Linked DNA regions of Homo sapiens: region 2 is linked to region 1. The links are chromatin loops, found by intact Hi-C in ENCODE. Cell type or tissue: dorsolateral prefrontal cortex. All regions are shown on one strand. Links, peaks and the distances in the headings refer to the core of each region. The heading gives the core; the rest is flanking DNA. Region 1 overlaps NRXN3 (neurexin 3). Region 2 overlaps NRXN3 (neurexin 3).

What was found. Hi-C counts contacts between places; a loop is a spot of excess contacts. Peaks named below come from ENCODE experiments on the same cell type or tissue, not always from the same donor. Only the 100,000 strongest peaks of a DNase experiment are listed, where the experiment ranks them.
Region 2: it touches region 1 in a loop (3-fold over the local background); 6 of 110 quality-filtered maps call a loop at or near these places.

The regions. Positions count from the first base shown.
Region 1 is chr14:78,888,566-78,905,562 of GRCh38, forward strand. All of the region lies in intron 10 of NRXN3 (neurexin 3), which reads left to right. Among named protein-coding and RNA genes, the nearest start is that of NRXN3-AS1, 180 kb to the right of the region's middle. RefSeq lists enhancers at 4,009-4,592, 4,593-5,175. In dorsolateral prefrontal cortex, for the core only: no CTCF peak of the experiment used is centred there; no DNase peak of the experiment used is centred there; H3K27ac peaks cover 4,439 bases.
Region 2 is chr14:78,839,526-78,856,522 of GRCh38, forward strand. The region is part of intron 10 of NRXN3 (neurexin 3); the gene reads left to right. Among named protein-coding and RNA genes, the nearest start is that of NRXN3-AS2, 140 kb to the left of the region's middle. In dorsolateral prefrontal cortex, for the core only: a CTCF peak has its summit at 8,915; a DNase peak (open chromatin) is centred at 8,906; H3K27ac peaks cover 3,944 bases.

The DNA.
Region 1 (16,997 bases), core at 4,988-12,987:
TGCCGAGCAGTGTGTTACTTTTCCTCTATTCCCTGGTTCGTTCCTCACCCACGTCAGTTTTTCTTCATATTTGTCTTTATTGGAACCCACAAAGTTTATTCAAAGTTATTATCAGTTTCTTCCCTTTTGTGAAGAAAATTCAATTTTTATGAATTAGATTTTTAAGATGGCTTGTAATGTACCCATACAGCCAGGTATAAGAAATTACCTGGTAGCTTCACTGATGCAGATGACAGATACCTGTGGGGACTTACAGTCTAGTTGGGAGAGTAATCACACACATACACACACACACACACACACACACCCCAGATTTGGCATGAGAAGAACAACGCTGAAGTCGATATCTGCCTATTTTGTTTATAATGGTGTGACCTTGGGCAAGTCACTTAATTTTTCAATGTATTTTCTCATCTATAAGATGGGAGATATCTTATATCCTAAGGCTATTGATTATGTCAGATGGAATCTCATCTGAGAAAATACCTTAGAAATTGTACAGTATGATAAAAATATTGACTTTTATTTTCTAAATCATACATAGCAAGATGCAGGACTAGTTTAATTGTTGTCACTTTTAGAATCCGATTTTCACATCATCATTCCATTTCTTATGATATTTAACATGACAAGCAAAAGACCTTGTTCAAAGGGGAAGAACAAATAAGATTAATTCTCTGTAAATCCTTTAAAATTTTATTATCCATCTCTTCACTGGGGAAATGTCTAGATACATTTTCCTAAGTGGTTCCATCTTTCTGTAAATGGCTATTGACCTGCTGAGTGCAGTTTTGCTTTCAGAGAAGCATTGCACTTGGTGTGTGATTTGAGTTTGGGATCATGACCTTATTTCCTTTGCACTTGATTGCTTTACTTCACCAACTGCATCCCTGATTTTGATATTATCTGTGGCTAGCTCCTTTCATGATTTTGGGAATGGCTACCTCTCAGTTTTCTGAATATTTTTTAGTACTTGCTGTTACAATGTAGACATTGCAATAATGTTCTAAAATTATATGTACATTTACTTACTCAACACAAATTTAAAGAGTACCTGATAAGAGCTGGTACTCTGAGTACTGAGCACTGAGTACCTGGTAGAATCATTAATACAGAAGACAAAGCTCTGGCCTCAAGGATTCTGCAGTACAGCAGCAGGGAGGTAAAACACACATACCACATTTGTTTACTGCAAGTGTGGGAGGTAGATAGGTGTCCCCTAAAAACATGTGTTCCCAGAACCTGTGACGTGACCTTACTTGGAAAAAGGGTCTTTGCAGATGTTTAAGTTAATAATCTTGTGATGAGATCATCCTGGATTGTACAGGTGGGCCCTAAATCCAGTGAAAACTATCTTTGTAAGAGACAGATGAGGAGAAGACGTAGAGACTTGTGAAACAGAAGGCCATGTGAAGACAGAGGCAGAGATTGGAGGGATATAACCAGAAAGAATGCCCATAGGCAGCAGAAATTGGAAGAGGTAAGAATTGGATTGTTGCCTAAAGCCTTCAGAAGGAGTGTGACCCTGTCAGCATTTGGATCTCCGACTCTGGCCTTTAAAACTGAGAGAGAAAAAAATTTCTGTTGTTTTAAGCCAGTGAGTTTGTGGTAATTTTTTAATGGCAGCCATGAGAAACGAATACAACAAGGAACAGGATAATCTACAAAATACATGAATTATACAAGAGCATCAGAAGTTTGTGGAAATTTAGTATAAAAAACACCTCTTATTGAAAGTGTGATTGTTACTATACAGTCAGTCCAGAAGCACTGAATTATGAAAATATCATTGCCTGGTATGTGTCAGTTATGTTTATAATAATATAAATAATCTAAGCACACATTGTGTCCTGTAATTTTAATTTTACTCTAACATCCCATGCAAAGGTTTAACTGTAGGTGGCCATTTCATGAAACAAATGCCAATTTCTCATGGACCAATGTTCTCCCAGCAGAGGAAATATATCTTCCTGCCCACACTGGGCTACAACATCACTAAAATTACAAGCAGAAAGGAGGTCTGCATTTCTATAGCCTCTTCTTTTCTTATCTAGTAGTAAATGGTTATAAACTTGACATTTTCCAGTTACAAACATAAGTAATAATATTGTAATAACAAAAGGGAAGGTCCAATCCTATAGATCCCACTGATGGTGATAGAGTAAATCAAGGAATTTGGAAGAAGTGGTATCTAGTTTCACAAGTTGAAAAACCAGAATTATCTTCAGGCATTCATAATTTCAGTGTCATGGGTTAAGGTGTTTGGGGGCAAAATGAGTTTCTGGCTGTGGGATGGATTTGAGTGGTGTTAGCAATCATTCAATAACAGAAGCCACTGAAGCAGCCTTCGTCTCCCTAATCAAAATGCTGCCATCATACCATTTTGCTCCCAAAATATGCTAAAAGTAAGGCACCAACGGTAATAAGTAGTATAGGTAATTTTTAAGTACCATAAAAGTTTACAATATTAACAGTTACATTTGTTAATTTTGTCTGGCTTAGTTGGTGGTGACTTCAGATGGTAACTGGGTGGAATAAGACTTCTAAGCCCACATAAGACAGGATGGTGTGATCTTTCTGGGAGGGTGCCACGTCTGTCCAATATTGATACAATAGTGCACCAGTGGCAGCTTCTTGGTTGGGCCAAGTAAGCCTTCTCAATGTATTTACTCCTTCAGTATTTATAACAATCAGGAAGCTGTAATTATTGTCCATATTTTACTAATGAAGTAACTAAAACTTAGAGAAGATAAGCAATTTGTCTGAGGTCATGCTCTAGTAGTGAGCAGAGCCAGAATCTGAACTCTGGCATGATGACTATAGCGTCTGTGTTTTTATGCATTACTGATAGGTATGGGTGGTATACTGGAGACTTAGTGAGTATTTAGGTGTGAGTAACGTCTACAGTGACGTCAGGGAGCTCACTGTACATCCATGACATGAGAAATAAAATTCCCACGCTTCCCTGTCTTGAAGCTGAGGCAATATATTACATGGGTTAACTGACAATTCAGACAGAGTGAGAGATTCATTATATTCACCACAAATGAACACAGATGGACACTCTTCAAATAAAGCTTCCTATTGAATTTTAATAGTGCTCTTCTGCAGAACACATTTGAAAAATGGATCATAGCATATTCATATTTTCCTTTAGCTTGCCAAATGTGAGATGATTAAGAAACCTGCTTAAACTTTAAATATTCTTACCATACACATGCATTTTTCAAATGTATGCGTCTGCAATAAATATTTGTTAAATGAATATGAATGTATATACACAAACATACATGAAGCAATAGGCGCACACACATTTAATTTGATAAATATTTGTTGAGTATCTACTGAATATAAACTTGGGCTGAAGAGTTATGGAAATACAAAGACAGAATTCTTTTCTGTTCCCAAGAAGCTTTATAAGGGGAAGTGAGACATGCTCAGTCTTGTTCTGGTGGCAGCTCTCAAAGTGTGGTCTCTGGCTCGGCAGTGTTGGCATCACTTGGGGACTTGTTAGAAATGGAAATGCTTGTGCCCCACCATACACCTGCTAAATGAGAAACTGTGGCTGGGGGTCTAGCAATTTATGGTTGTAAAAGTCCTCCAGGGAACTCTGATGCACGTTAAAATTTCAGAACCACTGGGCACAGGAACGCTTTAATGTGCTAAAGGATGCTAAATATTACTTTCACGTGGAGACATCTGAGAAGGCTTGAAGAAAGAGATTGTATTTGAGCAGAGTCTTGGAGAACAGGTAGATTTTGGCTGATAGAAACAGAGAAGGGAAATAAAGTCAAAGAGAAGAGAGGAAGTCAACTTAGCTCGTTTGAGTTGGCAGATAGGCTGCCCATGGATGAAAACCCAGATTAAAATCAGGCAGTGGAAATCCCTGAGCAACACGCTTGTGAGTTTAGACATTGTTCTGAAAGACATTGGCAGTCATTGAAGGTTTCTGAGTGGGGAAGAAGTGTGATCAAAACTACCTTCCTTTTTTTTTTTTCTTACCCAGTGAATGTAATTCAGCACTTGTACTGAGTTCATATTAACAGAACTTGATGGTTGTAAATCAGTCTTTTCTTCCTCATTAAAATCACTTCACCATTAAGAATTATCTATAGGTTATGGCTGGAATCATGTTATCTCTGCTCTTTCTTGACTATTCTGACACAGCAGGCAACTTAATTTCAACAACTCGGTAATGCCCCCATCTTCTGTGTGTGTGTGTGTGTGTGTGTGTGTGTGTGTGTGTGGTGTTTGCTAAGAAGGAGTCACACGGCTGCTTTTGAATTCAGCTGGGCTTTAGGAAGCTGCATAAAAACAAAGAAAAAATGTTGCTGCTTGCTAGTGCATTCTTTGTTATGTAGCAATCAGAAGGATGACTGTGCTCTGAAGTGGTGCAGGTGGCCTCTTCTGATACTAATTCCAGCGTCTCAACTAGTTCAGCATCAAAAGGGAGTTCTCTGGAAGGGAAATAATTCTGTCCCTACCCCTGATTGCTCCTATTTGCCCAGCATTGTGGGCACCTGCTTGGCCACCCACCTTCCTTTTCTTTGCCATCCACTTGCGTCATCTTTCTCTTCCCCTGGGTCAGCCTGTATATTTCAATCTATCCACACCCTGCGCAAGCTCATTCATTCATGGGCTTTCTCTCTGCAATTTTCATTGTGCCTCCCTTTGTTGGCATAATTGATTCCCTGCTTTGCAAGAGCAGGTGGATGAGTTGGTTTATTCCTTTAAAAAATTCCTCCTCTTTTCTCTTTCATTGCTCTGATCTTTAGTCAATCTTTGGTTCAGCCAGCTTGTTCTCCTTCTATTGACTAATCTCTCTCTGTATCTTTCATAATGGTGGTGGGAGAGTCCATGCCGAATCTCCTGTTGGTTGAAGAAGGTGAAAGTCAATTGGTAAAGTCACTGTGATTTATAATGTTCAAACTGGGGAGGGATTGAGTCGTGAAGACCAGAAGTACTGATAATCATTTAGCTTATTTGCTGGAAGGCTCCACTAGACCCTAATGAAACAATCTCATTTATCTTCCCCACATCCTAATGGAATTGCAGAATTAATAGTAAAACCATTAAGCCTTCTTGAGCATGTCTCATCTAACACTCCAGGATCTTTGTTACACATTTTTATTTTTCTCAATTTTGGATTTTTTGAGGGTGCGAATTTACTTAGCTGAGAAATTTAGAAGTCCTTTATTCAGTCTAGTATAAAGTGTCCAGATAAAAACATACCTTAGAGATATTGTGGGTGCAGTTCCAGACCACCACAATAAAGCAGATACCACAATAAAGCAAGCATATAAATTGTTTGGTTTCCCAGTGCATATAAAAGTTATTTTTACTCTATAGTCTATTAAGTATGCAATAGAATGATGTCTAAAATAAAATGTACATACCCTAATTATAAGTATTGTGTTGCTAAAAATTGCTGATGATAATCTGAGCATACAGTGGGTCATAATCTTCTTACTTGTGAAGGGTCTTGCCTTGATATTGACGGCTGCTCACTGATCAGGGTAGTGGTTGCTGAAGGAGGTTAGGGTGGCTGTAGCAATTTCCTAAAATAAGACAACAATGAAGTTTGCTTTATCAATTAACTCTTGCTTTTATGAAAGATATCTTTGTAGCATACGATGCTGTTTGATAGCATTTTACCCACAGTAGAACTTCTTTCAAAATTAGAATGAATTCACTCAAAACTTGCAGGTGCTTTATCAACTGAATTTATGGAATATTCTAAATCCTTTGTAGTCATTTCAACAATGTTCACAGCATCTTTACCAGGAGAAAATTCCATTTTAAGAAACTACTTTCTTTGCTCATCTATAGAAGCAACTCTTAAAATCCATTCCAGTTTTATCATGAGATGGCAGCAATTCAGTCACAGCTTCAGTTTCTACCTCTAGTTCTAGTTCTCTTGCTACTTCCACCACATCTGCATCTACTTTCTCCACTGATGTTTTGAACCCTTCAGCCATCCATGAAGATTGGAATCTTTTCCAAACTCCTGTTAATGTTGATATTTCAAACTTCTCCCATGAATCACGAATGTTCTTTATGGCATTTACAATGTTAAATCATTTTCAAAAAATTTTCCATTTGCTTTATCCATATCTATCAGAGGAATCACCATGTCAGTTCTAGCCTTACAAAGTGTATTTTTTAAATAATAAGACTTGAAAGTTGAAATTATTCCTTGATTCATGGGCTAGAGAATGGATGTTACGTTAGCAGACATGAAAGCCACATTAATCTTCTTGTACTCCCATCAAAGTTCTGGAGTGACTAGGTGCATTGTCAATGAATAGTAACATTTTGAAAAAAAAAAAAATCTTTTTTTTTTCCTTAGCAGTAGTTCTCAATAGTAGGCTTAAAGTATTCAGTAAACCATTTTGTAAATAGATGTACTGTCATCCAGGCTTTGTTGTTCCATTTACAGAGCACAGGCAGAGTAGATTTTGCTAAATTCTGGGGCCCTAGGATTTTTTGAATGGTATATAAGCATTGGCTTCAACTTAAAGTCACCAGCTGCCTTAGCCCCCAACAATATAGTCAGCCCGCCCTTTGAAGTCAGGTATTGATGTCTCCTCTGTAGCTATAAAGGTCCTAGGTGGCATCTTTTTCCTATATAAAGCTGTTTCATCTACAGTAAAAATCTCTTGCTTGGTGTAGTCACCTTCATCAATTATCTTAGCTGGATGTAACGGATAACTTGCTGCAGCGTCTACATAAGCACTTGCCGCTTTACCTTGTGCTTTTATGTTATAGAGATGATTTCTCTCCTTAAACCTCATGAACCAATATCTTCTAGCTTTAAACTTTTTTCTGCATCTTCCTCACCTCTCTTAGCCTTCATAGAATTGGAAATAGTTTGGGCCTTGCTCTGGGTTAGGCTTTGGCTTAAGGGAATGTTGTGGCTGGTTTGATCTTCAATCCAGACCACTACAACTTTCTCCATATAAGCAATAAGCTTGTTTAACTTTCTTATCATCTGTGTGTTCACTGGAGTAGCACTTTTAATTTCCTTCAAGAACTTTTCCTTTGCATTCACAACTAGGTTAACTGTTTGGCACAAGAAGCCTAGATCTCAGCCTATCTCAGTTTTCAACATGCCTCACTGAGCTTAATCATTTCTAGCTTTTGATTTGAAGTTAGAGATATGAGACTCTTCCTTTCATTTGAATACTTAGGCCTTTGTGGGAGTATTAATTGGCCTAATTTCTATATTATTGTGTCTCAGGGAATAGGGAGGCCCAAGGAGAGGAAGAAAAATGTGAGAATGGCCAGTAAGTTGAGCGGTCAGAAGACACACAACATTTATTAAGTTGGCCATCTTATATGGACATGATTTGTGTTGCCTTCAAAGAATTACAATAATGACATCAAAGATCACTCATCAAAGATCACCATCTCAGATATAATAATAATGAAAAAGTTTTACGTGTTGAGAGAATTACCAAAATGTGATGTAGTGACATGAATCAGGCACATGCAGTTAGAAAAATGGTGTGGATTGACTTGCTCAACCAACGGTTGCCCCAAACCATCAATTTGTTTTTAAAAATGCAATTGTTGTAAAATGCAAAAAAGTGAAGCACAAAAAAACTAGGTATGCTTGTGATAGGTTTCTCTCCTATTCTTTGAAGAGGCTTTTAAATAGAGTTGATTGCATGGCATTGCCTAGTAAAATCATTTTAAACTAATATGAAATTATATAAGCTCTGAACAGGGCATTTGATGTCCACTAGGGAAAGTAAAACATATTTTTTATTTCAGCATAAGAAGCTTATCTCTTCCATCTTGTAAAATAATATAATAATAATAGAATTAGTTAAACATGGTGATTACTATTACGTATTTTATGATTCCAATAATTCAAGCACAGACACTATCTTGAATGCGTCCTAGTATATTCAGCTCCACAATGATGCCTAGGGTTTCATGTTGAAGGCTGTGAAGTTAACAAAGGAAAATGGAGATCTGATTACTAGCTTCCAGAGATTGGTTGAGAATTGAGGGAGAAGAGAGATCAACATTATATATTTCACATGGCAGAGGGTAATAGGAGCTTTTATAGAGAGGCAAAATGCATTGGTAGAAAGAGAAGAGAGAGCCTAATTCCACTTGCTAAAAATCTATGGAAGCCACCTAAAGGAAGAATGAAAAATTGAATGTTTATCAATAAGTTGGAAAGAGGAGAGGAACATTATGGGCAGAGCAAACAGCATAGAAATAGAATAATACATGGAGTATTTGTTAGCATTCAGAGGGAATGGAGATGACGGGAAATGGTAGAACATAGTTAGAAAAGTAAATTGGGCAGAATTGGTGACAGGGGATTCAATTTGGTAAGCAGTGGGTAACCATTCATGGCTTTGAGCAGAGTTTGGCAAACTATGATTTGTGGACCAAATCCATCCCATTGTCTGATCTTGTAAAGAAAGTTTTATTTAAATACAGTCATACTCATTCACTTATGTATTGTCTGTGGCTGCTTTCATGCTACAATGGCAGCATTGAATAGTGGTGACAGAGACTGCCTACAAGCTGAAAATATTTGATATATGACTTTTTACAGAAATTTTACCGATGTCAGGATTCACTTTAATAAAGTGTTTCATAAAGTGTTTGTTTGTGCCGTGATGGGCCATCCAAGATTGTAATGGGCGATCATTGGAAACAAAGATGCTTATAGAGCAGCATCTTGCATGTCACAAATATTTGAATGAATGAAAAAATGCATATTTCTGTTAAGACATCACAGTAACAGTAGGAGATATTGCTTTTTTTTTCTTTCTTTTTTTTTGACAAGACCAATGTGAAAATAATCAGAGAGTGGTTCTCTGGACCACATCCTGTTCTTCAGGGGAGAGACATTGAAAAACATCAGGAAAAGCTTATCCCTAGAATTGATTCAGAGGACAAAGCTACAGTTATGAGAAAGGCCACTTTGGAGAAATGTTGGATAAGATGTCCAGTGAGGCACAGAATGGGGTGACACTGGGAGTGACAGGATCTTGATGGACTCTGGCCATGGCACTTCTCAAACGTTTTTGGCAGTCCTATTTCTATTTTCACAGACTCCTCCACCTCCACTCTGTCCTGGCCAGCACCCAGTTCTCAAGCATTACACATTTATCCCAAGTAATGCGTAGGGAGCTTCCTTTCTTGCACCTATAAATTATTCACTAGTTTCAGATTGGGGTGAAAAGAGGAAAACATAATTAATCCAGAATTATTTCACATGTATAAATTCCTTGCTTGGTTTTGTTTCATCATCAGGGCTTCCTTGGCCTTCCATGGATGGCATATACCTTATTAATTTATGCTTAGCAATCTTTTGAAAATAATTTTTACATGGGTAACTCACTGAAACATCATGGCATTTATCTCACATCATGTAGTTTTGTCAGTTTTGATGTTAGAGAACGTATTCTGCCTTACTTTTATGTAGCAATGTGACCAGGAAATCTCATGTAAAATCTATGCCTCCCTAATATGCAAAAATACTGAAAATGAGCACCTCTTCTCCCTTCCTTCTTTTTTAATAAATCTAGTAATAATAGCTGGAATAATCACAGGATTTCTAAATGGAGTCAGCATGGCAAAGGAAAATGTTGGTGATATATTTATTAAGTCCATAGAAGTTAAACTTCCGGAGAGCTCCCAAGCTAATTGGTACCCCTTGTTCAGGACTGGGGACTATTAACTGAGAGAATTCATTGGGTGTTTTAATATCTAGCCTTTTAAAATCTATTTTAAACAAGGACTTTGAAGGATGACTGAAATGTGGTTAAATTTCCACAGAGAACTTACAACTCCAGCAATGGGAACTCCCCAGGTACAGTGATGATACGAATTGTGTTGGATTTCTTGAATTTCATCTTCAAAGCACAAGAATGAGAAAAGAAAGGAGACAGGAACCATTTACATTAAGCAGAGATGCATAAGTTTCTTAAGTGGTGCTTTCCAGAGCACAGCTGGGTTTCGTGTGTGTGTGTGTGTGTGTGTGTGTGTGTGTGTGTGTGTGTGTGTGTCTGATATATCAAGCTGTCGGTTATATTCCATAGATTCATAGTATTTTCCTCCTCTCTATATTCCATCTCTACTTTTTGTTTATAACAAGTTATTTACTTTGCCCATCTATCTTTTAAGCAAATTATCTTGATTGGAAATAACTGGAATGCTTGATAATTATATAAGAAACTTAAATACTTGGCCTATTCATTTATCCTAGAGTTTTAGGGAACATCTTGGTCTAGCATAGGCATTCTCAACCATCATATTGAAAAAAATTGTGGAGCATTATAGCACAAATGATTTTACAAAATAAAATGATTGTTAAAAATTAGAATAGGTTCATAGTAGCCTCACGCTCTGGGTTCCATCATGCTTCTTGGGAGAGAGAGAAAGAGCAGACTGGCTGGTCAGAACCCTGGCTTTGACTGAAGAACACATTCTGCCTGTAAGCATAATTTCTCAGCTCTGAGCCAGAGAAAAGCAGTGGGACTCTTTTCTCTAGGAAATACAGTCTGCATAGATAGAATGAAGCAGAATTGGAGACACATAGGAAAACAATTATCCCTTTGTATTAGTTTATCTAATCCTCTGCTTTGGGAAAACAGGAAGAGAGAAAAAGAAGAGGGAGGAGAGGGAGGGAGCTAAAAACAAAGGAAAACACTTCACAAGGGTTTGCCCTCCCCCAAAAATTCAAGACATGAAATAGAATCTATCACATATGATTGGGAGCCTTGTGTTCTGGTTTTCTCCAATCCTAAGCCCAAGAATTTGTTCCTCCTGATGCTGTAGATAGTTTCACCTGAGAAGATTTTACTCACCTCTGCGTCCCATTATGAGATGGGAAACCTGGCTTCTGCCACGTGGGCACAGAGTAGATACCCACTAGATTTTGTTGTTTTGTGTGTATGGTTGCCAGGGATGATCAGTGCCCCAATATTCTTGCCCCATCAATATTCTTCTTAGTGAGATTTGCAACCTTTTAAGCATTGGGAACTTAAGGGTTATTATGAATACCTGTCATTTTAAGCTAATATACATTCTTTACAGAATAAATGCAAAATGTTCACATTCATGAGAAAAAGGAAGAAACTTTTAGCTGACACATACCATTTTGCATGTTATATAAATGTATTCTGCTCAGTACAAACATTTTTGTGAACTTAAAAAAAATCTCTTAAATGTTTCTATAAAAGTACTACTTCTTGAAGTTTATATTTGAATGAAAATACCTCAAATTCTTTTCTACCCTGACTTAGAACTATATAACTTTAACTCTCTTTTTCATTTTTAAAGATGTGATATTCCTCTGATGAGATAACGTGGAGCTTTCCTCTAAAATTTTCTTGTGTTCAGACCTTTTTTTTCTCTTCCTTCTGGTCTTCAAAAAGCTATAGGAATCTGACCTAGGAACACTGTTTCCTCAATAATTGGCATTTTCTATTTTCACTTTGGTTTTCCCCAACTTAATTGATGAGATATATAATCTTTCTCCATCCAAAGAAACTACAATGACTGACACTAACATTTTTGAACCCATCTATGCCCATTTCCATTTTTAGTTCTACAAATGTTCTGACACCATTTTTTAAAAAATCACAACACCCCAAACAGTGGGTTCTATTTTTTTTTCTATTGTTATAGATGAGTAAACTGACACCTAAAGAGGGCCCTTAGCTTGTGGCTGGCATCTCAGGACCAAAATGCCTGCGTTTGAAGCCCCTGGGAATTTGGCCTTTGGAGCCTTTAGCAGCTTCTAAGCCTAGTGAGTTTGTGGCTTCAGGTCCTGTTTAGGTCCTGTTTCTCATTTGTGGAGAGGTTGGTCTTGTTTTGAAGGCAGCAACCTCCTTCATTTTTTTTCTTTTTTTTTTTTCACTATCTATCATTACTACGTTTGGTGCCAAGTTGGGGCCTCAAATTTTGAACTTAAAACATGACATGCCTGGAAATCCTTTTCTCTCTCTTCTTCTGAAGGGTGTCCATAAAGTCTGGGATGCAGACAAATATATGTAATGTCATTAAAATTTTTACAAATCTGTAAAAAATAAAATAGTATTATCAATGTTTTCATACCTTACAGATGCCCTTCACTTTAAATAAAGATTTCCTGAGAACTAAAAATAAAAATACCATGTCCTCAAGTTTGGATTAGTCCAGGGAGTAGGGAGAAGGGCTGAGAAAGAGAAGGGTAAAATTATCTATTCTTGACATCACTGTAATAAATTGATTGAACTGTACTGCATATTGAATGCTTGCTCTTACTAGGGTCTCTTCATAAATCATCTCATTATTCCTCAAAATAAGTCAGCCTGCTAGGTTTGATGAGCCCATTTGACAGATACACAAGTCCAAGGACATCAAATGACTCGCCCAACATCACTAGGGCATGTGGGCTGAATGAGGATGTTCAGTCTGGTCACATCAAAAGCCCTAGCTCTTTTCCCTATAAGCTAGAAATAATATTCCATCCCTTTTCTCACCTACCTCCCAGCAAAAACAAATGACATAAAAATATTTTTTTCTATCTGCTTCTGCTCATGATACCTTTAAAATGCCTTATTCATCAATTCATTCCCCATCTCAGGCTCAGGTAACCCTTGATGGGGGATTTGTATCTAATTTTCTCTGTATTTCTTGAACCATTTTTTTTTCCATGTGTCCATCTCTATGGATCCAACCTCATGATTTCCTGGACCATTTAAATTGTCTTTTATTCTTTCTTTTTTCTCTATCACATATCTTGGCTCTAACTCACCTGCTTTCCCTTTGTATTTCTCTTTTAATATTTTACATGTATGTATTACCCCAACTAGACAGTGTTTTCAAGGGAGAACTTAGGAATTTTTCATTTCTTTCCACCATGACATCAGACATCTTTCTGATGTCATAGCTTATGAAATAAAAGTCTATAAGTATGTGACCTGGGTAAAACATAATCATTTTGAGACTTAATGATATGATCTCTATCAAAGTTATTGTCAACTGCAGTTCATTCTGCTGTTATTTTTATATTTGATGATAATTCAGAATTTCATGTCCCCTTCTATAATACCTCACATGCCAAACAAATTAATTGTGTTAATGACAGGTAAGGAAGCTCCTGGTCACTTTCCTTCCTTGCTTCAGACCCAGCTTCAAGGTGGGCCAGATGGGGCACAGGCTGCCTCCTCTGTCTGGGTTCGAGTTACTTGTAACCATGTCTGACTGTCCTGGGGTGCCTCTTAGCTCCAGTTAATTTCTGAATCCTCAGCAAGTTTTAAAAGTCTGAGCAAGAATTTCCTTTCTTACTCTGTTGCTTCATCTTTTTCCTTTCTTCTCTCAAATATTCAGGATGGAGGAGAAACGGCAGGCTGAGCCAGCAATCCATCTTACTTGAAACCTATTTGAAGGTTGTCGGGTATGCAAGGGGGCTGGAAATAGGGACTGAGAGTTTGATTCCAGCATGAAGGCCAGGCATCAGTACCGATCTACCTTGTAGTGTGGTAAATAGACTTTGGCATCAGCTAAATTATTTCTGTGAGACTGAAGTATTTTGATCGAAATAGACAAGTGAGCAAAGGGATTTGCAAAAGAATTCTGTTTTCTGGCACAGGCATCTCAATGAGGCCTTGTGCAGAATCTCACATCCGAGCGCCCCCTGATGGCAACATATAGACACGCCTCACTTTCTGTGGCCAAATTACTCCATGAAAGGAATAGTTTCTATATTTGACTTTAAGACCTTATTTCTAATTTATGTTTTAACCTGGGATGTGTTTGGTCACCACTTATGTATTTGTTTTTCATATTTGTTTGATTTCAAATTATCTGTGATAACAGTATTAGATTATAAAGTGCATTTTATGAAGCTATTTTAAAATAAGGTATTTTCAAATGTCATTTAATGTTTTCTTGGAAAGATTCAAAGTAGTAGAGTGCTTGAGGAGAAATAAAAGCAGAGGAGGAATAAAAGGAGATGAAGGAGGAGGAAGGGGAGGAGGAGAAGTTATAAATAAAGATTAGCCCCTAATTCTAAAACATTTTTTCTTGATCTAAATATATGAACAACGAAGTCCAAATTATTTAATGTTTCCCATTGACTATAGGATGAAATTTAATACTTTAGCCTGATGTACAAGGCTCTTAAAGATCTATCCTTGTCTAACTGAGTCCAGAGCCAACCCTACAGCTGCCCACCTTGAATTTTATGCTCTGGAAATACTAAATGATTACAATTACCTAAATATAACATAGTTATATTCAGGAAATACATATATTAAATATTATATATATATGTATAATATGTAACTATGTTGCTCATGGATCTGTGACTGTGCACACCATAGTTCCCTCTGTCTGGAACATATGTACTGCCTCTTATCCTCCTGCAAATCTCATCCTTTTCAAGGTAATTCTTTCATTTCAGATAAAATGTTATTCTCTCTGTGAAGCTTGGCCGTGATTTCCCTCAACTCCTGCTCTCCACAAGTTTCCACTTTGTACTGAGCTCTTACATTGCCTTGGTCATTCCCTTTCTCTTCTCCCTACCTATGTTCTGAGGAAATAAACAATGAAGTTTCATCTTCTTTTTTTTTTTTTTTTTCTGAGACAGAGTCTTGATCTTTCACCCAGGTTGGATTGCAGTGGTGTGATTATAGCTCACTGCAGCCTTGATGTCCTGGGCTCAAGAGATCCTCCCGCCTCAGTCTCCTGAGTAGTTGGGACTATAGGCTCATGCCACCACAGCTGGTTATTTTCTTTGTAGAGATAGGGTTTCGCCACATTGCCCAGGCTGGTCTCAAACTCTTGGGCTCAAGGGATCTGCCTGCCTCAGTCTCCCAAAGTGCTTGGATTACAGGTGTGAGCCACTGCGTCTGACTGAAGTTTCATCTTTCTAGTCCAGCTTAGCACAATACTTGGTGCAGGTGCGTAAGACATATGTGTTAAATTGCATACTTCCCATTTCCTGAATGGAGGTGAAATAAAGGAAACAAAAGTTAAATACATTTTTCAGGAGATACAGAAATTTGTAACTCGCTGAAAAAGTAGCTTTTTATTAGGACTTTGCCTTTTAAATCATTACACACTTTAGTCTTTCCTCTTAAACTAAATTACTATTTATTATTGACTTTACAGAAGAAGAAACTCGTGTCATACTTATATGACTTTTTGGACCCTGGTGACATGTGACTAATAGGTAAAAAGAACATACAATGCTGGGAGCAATTTGTCCAGTGGCCCAATTTTATATGATGCCTCAAATGAAGTGCTGTTTATGCAATGAAGTGCGTTTCTTGCTTTGTTAGTAGTCATTGAGCCTCTGCACACGTAAATGTGTAGGGAATGACCATTGAGAGACAAAGTGTTTGTGATGTTACCCATTTATAGGGTATATCAATAGTTCACATTTACGGCACACTCCTTTGAGGCCAGGCACTTTACACACACTGTCACACCTTATCCTCACCATCACAGTATGACATTAGGACAATTATGTCTATTTGCAGATGAAACTGTGACTCATAGAGATCAGGCGATATGTCAAGATTATTCAGATAGTAAAAGGCAGGCTTGGGTTCAAAATCAGGCAGTCTGGTTTACAGAGCCTGGCCATTTTTTAGGGCAGTTGTTCTCAACCAGGGGCAATTTTTCTTCTTGGGATATTTGGTAATATCAGAAGACATCATTTTGATTGTCACAACTGGGAGAGAGGGTGTTGCTGGCATCTAGTGGTAGAGTCCAAGGATGCTGCTAAATATCTCAGAGTACACAAGACAGTCACCACAACTGAGAATTGTCCAGCCCAACATGTCAATAATGCCGAGGTTGAAAAGACCTGTTTTATGATAATAAGCCAGGTAGAATTCATGACAATTGAGTTTATACACCAACCAGTCCTTAGCCTTTGCTGTTTTCCGCCTGTTGCATTTCTTTAAGTGTCATTTATTTTCATGGCTTTGACTATTAACTCTATAGAGATGATTTCCAAAAATCAAATACAGATGATTTCTAGAGAGAACCTCAACCTCTCCCTCGAATTCTAGCTTCTTATTTTCAACTCTCAGGAGGCCATTTTTATTTGAATGATTTGCTGACCGTTCCAGTAAATTCAAAGTAACTGTTGCTCCTAATTTCTCCCTCTGTGGCTTTGTCCTTTTTATCCTAGATACTGTTATTCTTTTCGTTAGCCAGGAATGAAACTCTGATTTATTTCCTCTTCTCTTTTCCATAGTTCTCCTGACTTCCTCGTCTCCAATCAGTTACTGAATATGAATGACCTTTCCCTACACGGCTTTTCATAGTATATTCCTATTTTCCCTTCCACAATGCTGACCTAGGTCTTTTTCACCTACCATGTGGTATTACTGTAATCATGTTCCAGCTAATCTTCTGACTCCATTATTTTCCTCTTTCAACATGATCCTGCACAACCACCCAGTTAATCTCCTGAACTAACTCTTTGGCCATGTATCCTTTTGTAGTGCCTTTCTGCCATTGAGTTCAGTGTGGATTGCATCTTGTGTTTAATATTCTTCAGGATTTGGCCTGCACCCTGTCATCTTCAGTTGAGCCAACTCCTTGCATTCTCTGAAGTGTACTGTGCCTATTTCTGCCTCCTTTCCTTTGCCCAGCCTGTGTTCTACAGAGGATCACCCTAGCTACTCCACACCTACACAAAAATATCATATTCTTAAGACCTGATCTTGACCATTTACCTTCACTTTAGTTCTTCCTGTTTACTGCGCCATTCACCCTGGTCCTAAGTCATATGTTCTTTCTTTGTATTTTTATTTGAATATTTTATAGGAACATACTTTGTCATCCCAACTGGACAGTTAGTTTTTGCAAAGGATAACTAATACATTTTCATTTTCTTTCTCAGCACCTGATATCATAACTTTTTTGAATAAAAGTCTAACTGTTTGATCTTGGTAAATGTAATCATTTTGAGAGTTTATCATGTATAAAATGATAAAAGTTGTAATGTTGCTGTTCTACAA
Region 2 (16,997 bases), core at 5,800-13,799, 48 kb before region 1:
GACAGCACTATCTGGAGTGAAGGAGGTGCAGATCCTGAGATGGACTGCACACCCCTTGGGGCTGGATGGACAGACTACTCTTCGAGTGAGATAAGGGATGCAAGTGTAAAGGGCGAGTATGTTGCCTCACTCAATCACATGTTCACCACCCTCTCTGCCAACCTTTCTGCCTCCTGCTACACCCTGCCTAAGCCATGCTGACCAACCTTGTCACTCTGGCCTCACTGGAGCAAGAAAGTCTTAGAATGCTGGAGGGTTCCACAAGAATAAAAAGAGCCCACCACATCTGCATGCATAAACACTACACAGCTAGCTCTTGCTTATTTCTGAGTCCAGCAAATATTATTTGAGTGTTTTTACACATCACTGATCCAATAAGGAAAACTTGTATAAAGACTAATGTTTTTATGCTTCCTTTATAGAACATGAACACATTTGAGGTTTTGTTACTTATTCTGGAGCATTAATGCAAGATCCAAGAATATCAGCTTTAAGATTTGTTTTTCTATTCTCAGAATAGGTTTGAAACAGAGAGCAAAATACCTACCTGTATGCCTTCTTTAGTGACAGTTGTTTCTAAAATATCTGTCTTTCTTCTGAGAGAACTATTTGAGTAGTGAGAATTAAGTAGGAATGGACATAAAGAGATTATCATGAAGATGGTTTTATGATCATCACTGTCATTGCCATTGTCAAAGAGGCATTTATTAAATGCCAGATTTGATTTTAGCATTGTTTTAAGTTCTGTTACCTGAAGAGAATTCAAAATCACAGTCTTTGTCCTATGGGAATTTCAATCTATCAGGCAGCCTTGATTTAGAAACATTTGAAGAGGACATAAAGGTAACAAGAATGAAAAGAGATTGGATCAATATATAAAAACTGAAAGCATTTATATTACTTAGAAGTTAAAAGTCAAAACAAATCTAGAATACTGTTGGGATAGTCAGAATAGGTTAGGCTGTGTTGTGGTAACAAGCCAACCCCATACCTCAGGAGCTAGCAGAATGGAGTTTATTTCTCACTTCATACTTCATGCTCATCACAGGTTGGCAAGAGTATGCTTTGTGTCATCATTGTTAAGGGACCTAGACTGAGGGAGCCTTTACTATCCAGAATGTTGCTCGTCACCCTGGAAGCAGGAAGGAAATCAGGTGAATTCTGACTGGCTTTGAAAGGTTTCTATCCAGAAGTGACACTTTACTTTCACATTCGCTCCATTAGCCCAGGCAAGCCACACGGTAATGCATCACTCGAAGAGAATTAGTAAAACAGTAAAGAAACACTTCTGATCAAATTTAGTAATTATTCTAGCCACAGTAATCAGTCAATCTAATTAGATGATAATACTATTAGTACTTATCAGCAACAAAACATGTGCTAGGTATCAAATGCTTTGTTAAGCAATTCACACACATTACTACATTTAATCTTTACTGACTTATGAGGTGGGTTCTATCATTATCTCTATTTTCCACATGATGAAATTAAAACTGGGAGTCTTTAAGCAACATGCCTCAGGCCACACAGCTGGTATTTTGTAGAGCTACAATTAAAACCCACTTACTCCTAATTTAAGAGTCTGAGTGTTTTTTCAAGATTCCTATCATGTCACAGAAGTCCACTGACTTGTTTTGATCGAGCTGAGAAGAACAGACTAGAGTCACTTCTGACCTGGCCACTTAGAATTATTAAGAAGTGTCTCTGCTTTGCTAGAAATCTGTCTTTGGCTTTGTTGGTATTTAGAACCAGATGGATGATGATGATGATTATTATTATTATTGTAAACCGTCTTCCACTTGTTTTCTATTTCCTTTCTTTAAGGGTGTTAGTGAATAATTCTTTCTTTCACCCGGGTTCCTGGAGCTCCTTAAGAATTAACTTCCCAGGCTCTTTCATGTTTTTCTGGCACCATCTTGGATGATGAGGGCTTAGAACATTTTGTGACTATGCCCACTGTCTGGAAAGGCTTGTAGGTGAAGGATTCTTTAAGAAAACTCAGATACTTTTCTCAAATTCACTTATGATGATGTTTTCCCAAATCATTTTTTATCAATTCTATTTTTGGTTTCTCTCACTTATGAATTGTTTCTGTCTCCTTCATTTTGGAACATTTTTCTAGTTCATTGTTTTTTTGTTTTTTCACTCTCCCTCCAGTGTCTAGCAAAAGCCTAACACACATTACTTGGATATTCATATCTTAAAAATGAAAGAATAAATTAGTAAAGTGGTGGATTCAGAATTCTAGTTGTTTTTCAGCTCCTCTGCCTTGATTACCTCTCACCAAGATTTTAACGAAGAGTGCTATGTTAACAACTGAGCCACTTACTTTCTCCATTATTATATAATTTTAATAAGTTTGGTAGCATGTTTTCTCACCTGTAAAATGAGAATAATGATAGCACCCATCTTTCAGGGTTAGAATGAGGATTTGATAATTTCATGCTGCAAAGTACTTACGATACTGCCTGACACACAGAAAGTACTACCATAACAGCAACAACCTCTTTATCCTTTGCCTTGGGAATCAAATATTTTCTACAGATTTCACTTTTCAGGTTTTCTTTGTACACTGAATTGTACCTAAAATTTCTTGTGCCTCCTATAAGAGTTCATCCCGAGGAGATTGGTTGCATTATTACCATATATTTAGATATTTATTTCCTTTAATCTGGTCATTTATTATCAGGCAAAATTCACCCCCAATATTTCACATAGGTTCTTTTCTATTTTCCCGAAGTGTTGGCAGGTCTGAGAAATAAAGGGAAAGAGTACAAAAGAGAGAAATTTTAAAGCTGGGTGTCCGGGGGAGACATCACATATCGGCAGGTTCCGTGATGCCCCCAAGCCACAAAACCAGCAAGTTTTTATTAGTGATTTCCAAAAGGGGAGGGAGTGTACGAATAGGGTGTGGGTCACAGAGATCACATGCTTCACAAGGTAATAAGATATCACAAGGTAAATGGAGGCAGGGCGAGATCACAGGACCACAGGACTGGGGCAAAATTAAAATTGCTAATGAAGTTTCAGGCACGCATTGTCATTGATAACATCTTATCAGGAGACAGGGTTTGAGAGCAGACAACCAGTCTGACTAAAATTTATTAGGTGGGAATTTCCTCATCCTAATAAGCCTGGGAGCACCACAGGAGATTGGGGCTTATTTCATCCCACAGCTGTGACCATAAAAGACAGCCGCCCCCAAAGTGACCATTTCAGAGGCCTACCCTCAGGGATGCATTCTCTTTCTCAGGGATGTTGCTTGCTGAGAAAAACAATTCAGAGATACTTCTCCCACTTGCTTTTGAAAGAAGAGAAATGTGGCTCTGTTTTGCCTGGCTCACTGGCAGTCAGAGTTTAAGGTTATCTCTCTTGTTCCCTGAACATTGCTGTTATCCTGTTCTTTTTTCAAGGTGCCCAGATTTCATATTGTTCAAACACACATGCTCTACAAACAATTTGTGCAGTTAGTGCAATCATCACAGGGTCCTGAGGCGACATACATCCTCCTCAGCTTATGAAGATGATGGGAATAAGAGATTAAAGTAAAGACAAGCATAGGAAATCACAAGGGTATTGATTGGGGAAGTGATAAGCGTCCATGAAATCTTCACAATTTATGTTCAGAGATTGCAGTAAAGACAAGTGTAAGAAATTATAAAAGTATTAATTTGGGGAACTAATAAATGTCCATGAAATCTTCACAATCCACATTCTTCTGCCATGGCTTCAGCTGGTCCCTCCATTCGGGGTCCCTGCCTTCCTGCAACAATTTATCATCTGTTTGGGTTATTGTCCCAGGGAATCATATTTTGGTAAGACACGTATTCTTTTTAGCTTAAATACTTGTTATTATAATACAATAGGCTTAATGACTTTGGCTCCATGTATAGCAATGTTTTCATTTGTTGATTTGTTCTTTTATTCAACACATATTTATTGAGAAAAAGAAAAATAATTACAGAGACTCTTAGAGCTAGAAAGAATCTTAAAATCTTTTAGGCGAAATTCACCCTCACTTGTACAGACGTAATACTAAGCATGCAAAAAGATCAGTGGCAGAATTTGCTTCTTCAGTGTCAAAGTAGATTCAATGAGAGCAGCAAAGGAAGGAACATTTCACTTCTTTTCATCTTTTCCTTGGGTAATTCCATTTCCCTCAATAAAGAAGGGAGGTTCTTCCATGAAATTAGGAGTTTCTGCTCCTGTAGGTTTGCTTTAGTATTAGTTGAAACATTTTGAATCAAATATGAAGAACAGTAATTCATATATAGGCTGAAGGACCTAGATTTTAAGTTGTTATGGCTGGCCCCAAGTCTGCATTGACATAAGGAATGTCTAGAGTACATTCTCAGGTCTGCAGCCTTGCATTCTGATGTCAAGAAGCTTGAATGGTGTCACAGAAAGGGTGTCTGAAGACATGGTGCATCTGTTTCCTGTGGCTTCCAAGCAAATTACCACCAACCTGGTGGCTTACAAAAATACAAACTCTCTTGCAGTTCTGGAGCCTGGAGGTCTAAAATCAAGGCACTGGCAAAGTTTTAGTCCCTCCAGAGGCTCTCACGGTGACTCCATTCCTTGTCTCTTCCAGTTTCAGGTGGTGCTCAGCACTCTTTGGCTTGTTGCTGCTTCACTCCAAACTCTGCTTCCATCCTCACATGGTGTTTGCTGTGGGTCTCTGCTTCTCTCTCCGTCTAACTTATAAGGATACATGTGATTGCATTTAGAACATGCGTGGCTAACCCAGGATAAGCACCTTCTCTCCAGATGCTTAATTTAATCATGCCTTTTGTCATATAAGGTAATAGTCACTCTTTTGCCATATGAGATAACATTTATCCATTCTGGAGATTCACAGGTTCTGGGGATTAAGACAGGGACTCATCTTTTCCAGGGGCTGCCATTCAACTCACTAGACCTGAATTTAAGTTCTTGTTCTTTGACTGCCTTTCCATGATTGGGCAAGTTACTGCATCTCTCCAAAACTAGGGTTTCTGCTCTGTAAAATGAGAATAATAACGCCTAATTTACAGGGTTATAATAAGAAATAAAAGTGGTAAATATATGTATTTATATATATGTAAAGTTACCTAACCCAGTTCTTAGCATAATTAGTTGCTGTAGTTCCAGGCATTCAATAGATAGAACAGATTTTAAACTACTTTAAAGACTAGTGTGAGGCTGGCCTATACTTAGTTAAGAATTTGTTAAAGTTTGATGATTTGGTTGAAAAAATATTCTGGAGTGTGATGGTTAATCCCTCTGGAGAACCCTGACTAATATACTGAGTAACTACAAAATGATTTTATATTTAGTTCACCATTATACATAGAATAGCCACAAAATGGTTTTATATTCAGATAACCATTATTTGTTGGCCATGCCTCATTTAATAATATTTCCTCTGTCTGCTTTCCACTGCTTCATAACCACTAGCACATTTTGAAACATATTACTATGTGATGTCAAATTCTTTAAATAATAATGAGTTTTAGTTTGAGTAACAAACCAGTGATGTCTGTGATGTCACAGGCCTGAAAAAAAAACTGTTGCAATGATCTTCATTGGCTAAATTAAAATATAAAGAGTAGTATAGAATTTATCATCCACATTTTACAGAATTATTGTTTGAGTCATTTAGGGTTTCTATTCCAGTCTCTTAATTGAACTGTACTTTCTATATCTGCAAGTCAAAACACTCATCAAAAAATATGACTTCAAATATGATAGCCAACTTTTGTGTTACTACATAGTGTTAATTTTACAGTTTTTTATATGAAATAACTCTCTGAGTTAGGAGACAAGTAAAGAAATGTTGCCAACACTCATAGATATGAATAACAACGTAATTTAAGGCATGTTGCAAAACATAAACTTTTAATATATCCCTCTATAAATTCTTACTTTTAGTATTCTTAATTCTCAGATATTACTCCTTTTCATATGATTGCATTTATATTCTTGTTTAATTCTCTCTTTTTTCTACTTATATGATTTCCTCCCCACTGACTTCTGCTCCTCCTTCCTGCTTATAGAAAGAATGTTGACCTCAAATGTCTATTATTTTTTCATTCAATGAACTACAGTAAAGTTGATGTGTAGGTGACAATTAGTGTAGGCAAAAGGTAGAGTAATGTTGCTTTCCAGGTATCTTCCAACTCTAATATTCTGTGGACTTATATACTTGAGAGTATTCATTCTGCGTGTAAGATCTCACACTTCTATAGCTGATACATTATAATCTGCCTATGTCTCTTTTTATCTGATCTATAGAAAAAATATTATTTTCATATCTTCATATGTTTTTGGGTTACCTTAGGCTATTAAAAGAAAAATAATGAAGATGTTAAGATATTTCAGGACAGTATGAGTATGTTGGGGTGTGTGTGTGTGTGTGTGTGTGTGTGTGTGTATGTGTGTGTATAAAAGATTTTACTTTTTACTCAGCCAACGCTTTAGAGATCTTCTGAGTTTCCAAGTAAATTTATTTGCTTAAGATGTGTCTGTTTGCTTTCATACAGCCATTCCACATCTTCCAAGAAATGACTTCAAGAACATCTGCTTCAGTACTCATAAACATCCTATCTGCTCATCATTTTCATTCTTTTACAACACTCCCACTTTCAAATCACATCCAAAATGGCAAAAAGAACCCAAAGCTAACATGATTTTAGATGTCAATTGTGTCCTCTCTGTGAATGTTTTCCATATTTGAAATGGCTGTGGAATTATCTTGCCTCTACCCACAGTAATTGAGAATGACAGGAATTGGAAAAGGGTCATTTCCTCTGTCTCCTGGGATTCTGAAAGCTGTGTTTTCTTTTATACCTGATCAGGTCTGCCAGTTGCAAAGCTATACAATGTAGTGGAGAACTGCATACGGTTAATTATGACAATTACAATCAGTTCTTTACAATCTCTGCTGCTGTTATGGGATTTAAATACCATAATGTATGTCAAAAGGACAAAATAATGTTCCTATGTTTTCTGCTTACAGCTGCTTTTATGATTGGGTTTTGCTCATAAACAGGTGGTTATAAAGTTGCAATCCTTCCATGAATTCCTTTATCTTTCCTGTCTCCTAACCTGGCTTCCCTGGTGTGTCATTGAACACAAGTGTTGAGATTCCTAGCATCTCTGAGGTGATCTCAGATCCTAGACAGTGTCCCTTGAATATGCTGCAATAAAAATGAAACCACTTATGGTCAGCAGAAGTAGGTAGATGAATTTAGTTAATTCTCAAAGTCTCCCTTGCTACTTCAGACCTCTGTGGTTTGCCTTCCCACTGCGTCCTGCACCTTCTCTCTATTTTCTACCTTTGCTTAATCCCTACTTTTTCAATTTTATCTCAGTGAAACACTGTGCCTAGTTTCTTCTCACCATTTTGGTCTCCAGCTCATAGCATGTTGTGAAGACTATTGCATGCGGACTTGAATTTATGTGCTGTTGATACTTGGGTACTTGTCTCTGATGTTACAAGTTAATCCATACAGTGCACATGTGGTCCCTCACTGTTGCTCAAGGCAGCTGGAAAATAGGTAAGGTAATCTTTTTCTTTCAGCACACCTTCCGTCTCTGCAGCTCTTACCTCTACCTGAAAGGTAGGTATAAAGAGAATTATGGCCAATGAAACTCCATATGAGAGCCCTCCCCTCCTCCCCAGAGTATATCTTGCTTAAACAACACATTTACGGTTAATGACCATCTGGTAAAGGTGACAGCCTTTAGTCCTCCTAATTCTTAACTGTCTGAAAAAATGTGCCCAACCTGCCACGGCTTGTGACTGAATTATAAACCATGAAGCATAATAAAGTCATTAAGTTTCAACATGTCAAAATGGACTCAAATTGCATCTTGCCCAGAATTTGATGGCCTTTCCCCAGCACTTAAGAGAGCAGGGCTGTGTACTGTTCAAAAAGCACTTTGTCATTTCTCGAAGTACTCTTAGCTTTGTGTGGCTGTCTGGACACAAGCATCAGCATCTCCAGGAGAAGGAGGAAATCGAGTGAAGTGAGAGCATGGAGGGGCCAGTATGCCACTTCCTAGGGAAAGGCAAAGGCATTTCTTCTCAGGAAAAGAGCAGAGAATGATGCTGTACCTCATTTGGTTATTGCTCACCCTCCTGAATATATGATTCATTTTACAGTGGGAAAATTTTGGATAAAAGCTTGTGCTTTACAATTCCGATTACCCTTCCCCTTTTATCCCCCACTATCAAAAATAATCATATTCTATAAACGTCAGTGGAAAGTGGTGAGAGTGCAACTACGTTTTGGAGAACCAGGTGTCAGCTCTGTCAGATTTCTATGAATAGGCACATCTATATACACTTTTTCAAAGAAAGAAAGGTCACTCGCCACCCTACTTGTAAAACTGTCAGAGGATTTAGGAAAGAACTAAGTTAGGCTGTCTTTTCACATGGGAAAGGAAATCTGGTTCTCAAGATATTTGGGGCATTGCAGTGAATAAGGGATATTAATAGAATTCCACCCCCGGCCTCTGGCTAAGAACTTATCTGCCTAGAATCTGAGGAGGAAAGGAATCTAAGAGTTACCCAAGGCTCAGTCTCACTGCAATAGGAGGGGATAACACTGAACATGGTGGGGCAGATGTGGGCTTTGGTATCTGTTGCTAGTTTATCCTCCCTTCACCCACCAGCGCAGTACTGCCATTTCTTCTTTCCCCTGGAATTCTCTATGTTTAGTGAGCGAGTTTAAGAATGGAGGATGCTCAGGGATCTTCTTCTCTTATATAGAGACTGGGATAATTTGAGTGTTCCATGTTCTGACACAGGTGGCATGGATGAAGGGGTGTCACTGAAGAAGCTTTGGCAAAAGCTGATTTACCTTTCCAAAGGCTCTGTGTCAGGTGCTGGATAACCGTTAAAAGAAAGGAAAGCAAGCCCTCTGGCGGCTGGCATGCAGAAATGCACCTGCTAAGCCAATGAGCCATTACAGGCCGTGCCTTCAGATTAGAGAAGGACATGTCAAATTAGTTGGAGAGTTTTAGAATACTTTATTTATTCCAGCTTGTACATGAAGTTATCGATGCATCTGCTACTCCAAGCATGTTCAGATGAAATAATAGAAGAAAGTCTTTAAGGTATTAAGGTTCATCTTCTGAAATTGTTCAACACTTCTTAAACTGCAGCAGGCCCAGTTGGGCACTGATAGCAACTTAAGTTGTCATTACTTTGTGGGATTCAGATCTCGAGAATATTTATTTAGTGAGAGGGAGCCAGCAATTTGTTTCTGTAGGCAAAAGGAGATTACAGAAGAGAGACCCCCTTTGTTGCTGAATTGAGTAGCTGGGAGGAGTTGCTGGAAGTGATGAATTTACCCCAAGCCATGAAGGATGGGTAAGATTAGAACAGATAAAGGAAATGAAAGTGAACGTTTGAAATATAGGGGCCACGGGAGCAGGAGTGGGTTTGTTTTTGAAGTCAGTAGCAAGCAAGAGTTGAGAGTCAGTGGTAAGTAATTATGCACAGAGAAAACTTGGCAAATAGATAAGAAAAAATCACATTAATATTTAAAGTGGTTTAATATCAATTGAATCACAAGGACATCTTAGGTATTCATTATGAAGCTAGAGACAGTATAGCCTCTGGACTTAAGGAGTGGGTCTGTATTCAAATCGTAGTTCTGACACTTCTGAGAGTCCTCAGGCAAGTTAGTTAGCTTCTCTTTGACCATTTTTCCCAATCTGTTCACTTGGGATGAGAAGATAATGTATCTTTAGACTCAGATACACAAACATTATCTAAATCCAGGATGTAGAAGTTGAGTGCAAGGAAAGTCTCAGTTGTCCCCAGGCTGCATATCATTCAACTGGTGAGTTTCCAGCTGCTGGTGTGCACAAACAGAAGCTGAAGGACCAATGGCAGGAGAATTACAAGGCAAGTTTATGAATCAGATGGATATTTGGACCAGATGACACCCAGGGGCCCTCCAACCTAGAGGTCTGGTAGTTCTAAAAATTCCATGATGTCCCACAAGAGCTAACTGAGATGTGGGGATAATAATGACATAAGTTTACATCTTACGCTAAAAATGTTGTTTAAATTTAGTTCAAAATGTTCTGTTCTATGTGAAAAAAATACTATCATTTTATTTAATGCAACCTATCACTGAAATGACTATCTCAAGCTGTTTCTCTCTATCTCGTGGAGGGAAGGAGTGGAATTGGGGGTAGGGTGCAGGGTGGAAAGAAAGGAGAGGTAATACTGTTACCCAGAGCCAACATGTTGCTCTTCAAAGGGGCTTCAGAAAATAGAACAAAGATTCCAGCCTGAATGAGAAAGGAGGTGGAGAGTTTGAGGAACACAAAGCTTTAAGTGGAATTTACCCCATCTAATTATTTGCGAAGGAAAGGGTGGAAAGAAATGTTGACAGCAAAGATTTCATGGAGAACAGGAACAATAAGACCCTGTGCCAGAGCACTGTATTCTTTGATGTACCACATATGGAGAAGGGATATAGAACTTGAGTTCAGCAAGGTTTAAAAGGCAAAATGTAATCACTTCCCTTTAATTAACTCAAACAATGCACGGCAGGTTATGTTAATGTGCCTGTAGCTGAGATAGAGGCAGTAGGCTGCCACTAATACCTGAGAGAGAGACAGAGAGAGAGAGAGGAAGAGGGAGAGAAAGAGAAAGAGAAAGAGAGAGGCTCCTGTAATGCCAGAGCAGGAAGGGCCTAGAAACCTTATAGACTAATTTTACAGATGCGAGAACAAGCCTAGCAAAATTACAGAACTCACCCAAGGTTATATGGTCTCTCAGTGACAAAGTGACCATAATACCTCAGGCCTTTACCAAGTTAGTATTCTCTCTAAGACACTGCATGACGGAGTCCATAGTGATTTCAAGTTAGCCCAGGGGTTAAAACTAACCATAGTACATTTGAATACGGATTAACATTTGGTGTGTCCTTTGAACAAAAGGTTAAATAGAAAGGTAAAATGTAGAAAGGTATCTACACGTATTCACTTCAGTCAAGCTTTACTTTTAAAGTTGCTTTAGAATATTCTTATTAAAACCAGTGGTGATTTTCATGCAGCTGTTTTAATTAAAATGTTGTATGTTTTTTATAAACAAAGTGATGAAAATTTCTGGTTATAGCCTTGTAGAAGACTGAGCAGGGAAACCATCAGAATTGCAAGTGGAGCAAAAATGTTATAATTTAGATCATGTGACCGAAATACCACCACCGCTGGGTAGAATCTGCTTAAACTGCAGCTTTGGATTTTTCAGGGGTAAACAAACCTCTTATGAAAAAGAAAGCCATGCATTAAAATTATAAAGGCACATGAAATATTACAGGAAAGAATGAGAGGAAGTAAAGAAAACTAACATTCTTCTGTTTTACTGCTTTCAGGGAAGAGTTTTATGAACAGTTTCCAAAAGTGTTCTTAAGCGGTTGTAGGTTTTATTTTGCTTTACAATTTGACAGTATTTTAAGATTCTGTATTTATTCTCTTTTTGAGCTGAATTATGCAGGACTAAACAGATATCTTTTGTAAAACCTTTTATTTCCCTGACAGTTAGGAGAAATATGAAGTAGGAAATTCTTTGGTAATTGTTGGAGGTTGGTATAGTGCAGTAGATAATGTCCCTTTACTGAATTTATTATCAAAATACACAAGTCAGAGGGAAGGAGATCAAAATATAGCTTCTATTTGGTGATATACTGGTAAATGTTTAATTTTCTTCCTTTTAGAAGAGAGGAGACTGATTTATAGTGTTGACATATTTTTACGGTATAAATACTCCCTCCCTGGTGAAATTCAAGATGCCAATGGGATGTCACTGAACTTGAAATTGGGCAGAGGTTCATATATTTGGCTCTTGCAAGCCAGTGCAAACAGTCTTGGGACAGCACTGCCTGAGTGCATCACTCGTAAAGGCTGTGTTAGAGAGTGTGGCCTAGATCTCATAGATTAGCAGACTTGTTTTAATACATCACTTCAGAATCAGTCAACCTTCAACCACAGGTCTTTTCTTCTTTGGATGCCTGTACCGGTAAAACTTTCAGCAAGAAGGAGCAAAGCAAAAAGTGTGCTTACCACAGGCAGGCTGGCAGCCAGGAGAGTTAGTCGTCTCCCAGACTCTACCAATCTGATGAATTCACAATCTGAATCAAGCTGGGGAGGCCAGGCATGTCACTCAGATGGAAGGAAACAACGAAAGTGAGAAATAAATGTTAACTCTTAGCAGCATCAGAATTCAGAATGATTCTTAGAAAAATGTTACAGGGTTTGTGTCAACAAGAAGGTCAGAGGCAGAACTGTATTTTAAATATCCAACATTTTGGCATATAGCTATTCTAGCAAAAGCATCTTTGAGGCTGTCATGTGGCAAGAATTGTGGTTATCAGAAAAAAAAATAGGAGTTTTTAGGTTACACTTAAAATATAAAGACCTTAATAGACCTTTATTTTATAGAAAGATATGGAAGAATAAATTTATATTCAGTTCCTTCAAATTAAATTATTTTTTCAACTGGGTGTAACTGAAATAAATAGGGCAGCCATAGTAATTTTACTTAAGCAACTTCATTGCCTCAGAGAGCAGATGATGAACTATTTTAGTGAATATATGAAATGATATCTGGCAAGAGAAAAATACTTGATCATCTCACTTCCTTCTAGTTGATGTTCAAGAGTCCCTGCATCCAGATTTACAGCTCTTTGCTTACACATCCATCATTGTTAATATGCCAATACCCTGACGAAGCAAGCCTGGTATTGGCTGCATGAGTCAGTTTTTCCTGGTAGAGAGTGGTTTATTATTCTTGTTGCTGCTGTTGTAGTATTAACATCTGACAATTTGATAATTAACAATGATTATAAATTAGCTTATTACTATAATGACATGAGTCTAAGTGGACATTTGATATAGCTTATTTTTGAGTGTAAAAATTCTGGTTCTAAGTCAGGTGTCTGGAAGTGTTTTGTTATTATCACCGTGCTAGAAGATAAAATCTGAGTTCTGAATCAACCTACTTTCTTATTCTGTTGCCTGTGACATTGAATCTCATGTTCATATGTTCATGTGTTTTATGTTCATATGTTTTTACATTTGCTTCCCTTTGTTAGAATTTCTGGTTAGGTGTGACCCAAAACTCTTAAGTCAGGTGGAGGAGCATTTTAGGACTGGCTCTGCCATTTAACTTAAATAATAAGTTATTAAGTTATTATAACTTAAATAATAAGTTAATGAATCTTTCCAAATCTGAGCTTTCTCATATATAAAATAAGAATGCTAATGCATCTACCTCCTAGGCACCAGTAAAGATTAAGTGGAATCATGTATATAGTGTGTAACACATTTTGTGTGTGTGTGGTTAGTTTCTTTTTTTTTTTTTGAGTTTGTTTTAATTTTTAGCTTTCTCAAATAAGAGAACATGTGAAGTTTGTCTTTCTGTGCCTGGCTTATTTCACTTAACATAATGACCCCCAGTTCCATCCATATTGATGCAAATGACAGAATCTCATTCATTTTTATGGCTGAATAGTACTCCATTGTATACATGTATCATACGGTTTTTTTTACTATTATACTTTAAGTTTTAGGGTACACATGCACAACGTGCAGGTTTGTTACATATGTATACATGTGCCATGTTGGTGTGCTGCACCCATTAACTCATCATTTACATGAGGTATATCTCCTAATGCTATCCCTCACCTCTTCCCCTACCCCACAACAGGCCCCGGTGTGTGATGTTCCCCTTCCTCTGTCCAAGAGTTCTCATTGTTCAATTCCTACCTATGAGTGAGAACATGCGGTGTTTGGTTTTTTGTCCTTGTGATAGTTTACTGAGAATGATATCATACATTCTTTATTCATTCATCTGTTGATGGACACATAGTTTGCAGGGGTACATGTGCAGGTTTGTTGCATAGCTAAATATGTGTTATGGGAGTTTGTTGTCAGATTATTTCATCACCCAGGTATTAAGCCTAGTACCCATTAGTTATACAGTAATTTCTTAATACATATTATAACATTTGTTAATTGTATAAGTTAAAAATTTTATTACTATAATATTTGTTAATTTTATAAATTTTGTATGATAAAATACGTGTATTACATTCAATGCATGGCTACAATTAGTCCACGTTTAAGGACTGACTCACTTTCTAGAATTTGGCAATACTATGTCTCTCAAAGTTTTCCTAATGAAATAAGCTATTTATCTTTCCAACCCACAGCTCTTCAGGTTCACATCTATTTCTTTGCTTTCTCACTGCCCTGACTTCTACCCTTCCCTTTTTGTCTCCCTAGTACCCAAAGTCCTCTTCCCCACTGCACCTGCCATTCTTCTCCAGGTGAAAGTCTGATTTAGGAAAAGTGTATGAGAAACTCTCATAATAAAGAGTGCATTTGTATTCTTAAAGCATTACAGCAGAGCTAAAGCCTAAGAGTATAATTTCAATATTCAGGCTGTGGGTAAGAGAGGTATTTGCTCAGCCGTAGATTCCTTTTGATGCCTCTGAAATCACTGTCATATCTGTAACTATCTATTGTACAGTCCATATGGCAACCTTTAATTATACCTGTTGGAATAATCCACTTAGCCAAAGTCAAGCATCCTCTGATTACGTGTTCTCTTGTTATTTCCTAGTTGTCATATATCCTTGGCAGCTGTCATCAGCCGAATTTGGTGTTTCTAATTTTTAGTAGCTGTCATCCTGTCCCAAGTTTCTGTAACACATGCTTCGGCCTTGCCAAACATGATTTGCTTTAACAGTTAGTCATAATTTTTTGGGCCTTACCTTGGCGGGCTAGTGGTCACATTTTACTGTAGGTGATCTTTACAAGTGACTTCAGCTCCCTCTTCTAGCTTTACCTTTTTTTTTAATTGCACAAAATTCTATGTAGCATGTCAATCGATAGGCAAAAAAAGATCTGTTAGCCTCCATTACCCAAGAGTGGGCCATATTTCAGTGGTAGGTAAATTTGGTCCAATAGTTATGTTTGAAATGCCAACAATGAATAAATTAAATTAAAATTTATTGAGCACCTACAGTGTTATAGTTATTTGCTTGCTAATTTGATTTTAAGTGTGTGTATAAGTATATGCATGTGTGTGAGTGTGTATAATAGAGGCTATTCTTTTCAAGGTCATACAGCTACTAAGTGGAAAAGCTATGAATTAAATGAAAAGTTTCCTGGCTAAGAAGTCCTTGCTTTGTCCTCAAAATAGGTTTTTGCTAAGCCTACATTAGTTAGAATGGGAAATATATATAGAGATATATGGGCTGGGCACGGTGGCTCACACCTGTAATCCCAGCAATTTGGGAGGCCAAGGTGGGTGGATCACGAGGTCAAGAAATCGAGACCATCCAGGGAATATTGTCACTGAGGTGGAGTAAATTAAGCGTATATAAAAATACAGGTTGAGTAAGGTTATGATAGCTACTGAGTAAGGTTATGATAGCTGGCCAACATGGTGAAACCCCGTCTCTACTAAAAATACAAAAATTAGCTGAGTGTGGTGGCACACACCTGTAGTCCCAGCTACTCGGGAGGCTGGGGCAGGAGAATCACTTGAACCTGGGAGGCCGAGGTTGCAGTGATCCGAGATCACGCTGCTGCACTCCAGCTTGGGGACAGAGCGAGACTGCATCTCAAAAAAAAAAAAACATACAAAAAAGGTATATATGACTATAGCCCTTTTTCTTCATAAGGTTTATAGTCTTCAACGATAGAGTGACTTTTATGTTTTTCTACCAGAAGATTCGAAGTTTTGTAGAGACAAATGTTTATGACATTATTACTTTGGTAAAGTTCAGTAAAGCAAACAAACAAGATGAAAACCTGCCTGCTGAGGGTTGGTTAATCTCTTCTGAAAAAGGTACACTTTGGTATAATGATTCATAAAAAGCATGTGGACACTTTACAGCTTTACATTTAGAATAAAACCTGTAATCCCAATGCCTGTTCTATGTGTTATACCTGTGTTTTCCTGAATTATATGTCTGTGTACCTCCTCTTTATACAGTGTTTCATCTAAAAGGGTGGCATTTACTGCTAGAATTTGAGATCATGAAAAGGAATGATTTTAGCACAAAAAAAACTAAACCTGTTTTCTATCAAATTCTAAGAACCCAGAGGCAATGAATGCTACTGTCAAAAATAATTTGAAGAAAGTGTATCTGACAGTATTTTTCAAATTTAGCTACAATTTTGGTTTTACTTTGGGGTATTGCTCCAGTGGAGATTCGTTCATGATTGTATACCTTCCTAGAATATACAGATTTTTCTTATTAGGCATTCTAAGGAGAGCTTGTTACTGACATTCTGCAGAACTTTACAGTCATAGTATTTCATCTGTAATATTATCTTATAGAATATAAAGATTTTCCTGTAAAAATGGAAGTGTCCCCAAGCCTGTGTTTCTAGTCATGTTTCAATCACTAAGTAGCTTTCTGACCTGGTCAAGCCACTTTACCATCTTTCTGGGTCTTCTTTCCTCATTGGTACCAAGAAAGGGTCAGAGTATTTGAACCTTAATGTCTCTTCTTAGTTCCACCATGTTGCTATGCACAACCCTCATCCACTGCTTATGACTGCTGTGTAAAACACTCCAACCTCAGTATGCCTACAGGCATTCCACAGGAGGTCTATGAAGCTTTTCACAGTTGCAAAGTCATTTTTCCCCTTTGGAAACTGGACTTCAATACCATTTTGGTTCAACATGTGTTTTCTTACACTGATAACAAGAATGGGGGCTCCTAAAAGCATAGATGTTCTTTATGACATCAACCTCGAAAATGTAAAGGATATATTCAAAATATAACTCCTCTAAAGTAAGTAACCATTTATCCAAAAATTTAGAGGGTATATTCAAAATATAACTCCCCAAAAATAAGTAACCATTTATAAAGTAACTAATGTAAATACTTCTGGATTCTAAAATGTATATTGGGTTCTTGGGAACTTGAAATAGCAATTATTTTATAAATCCTTTGTAATAGTCAATAGCAAAG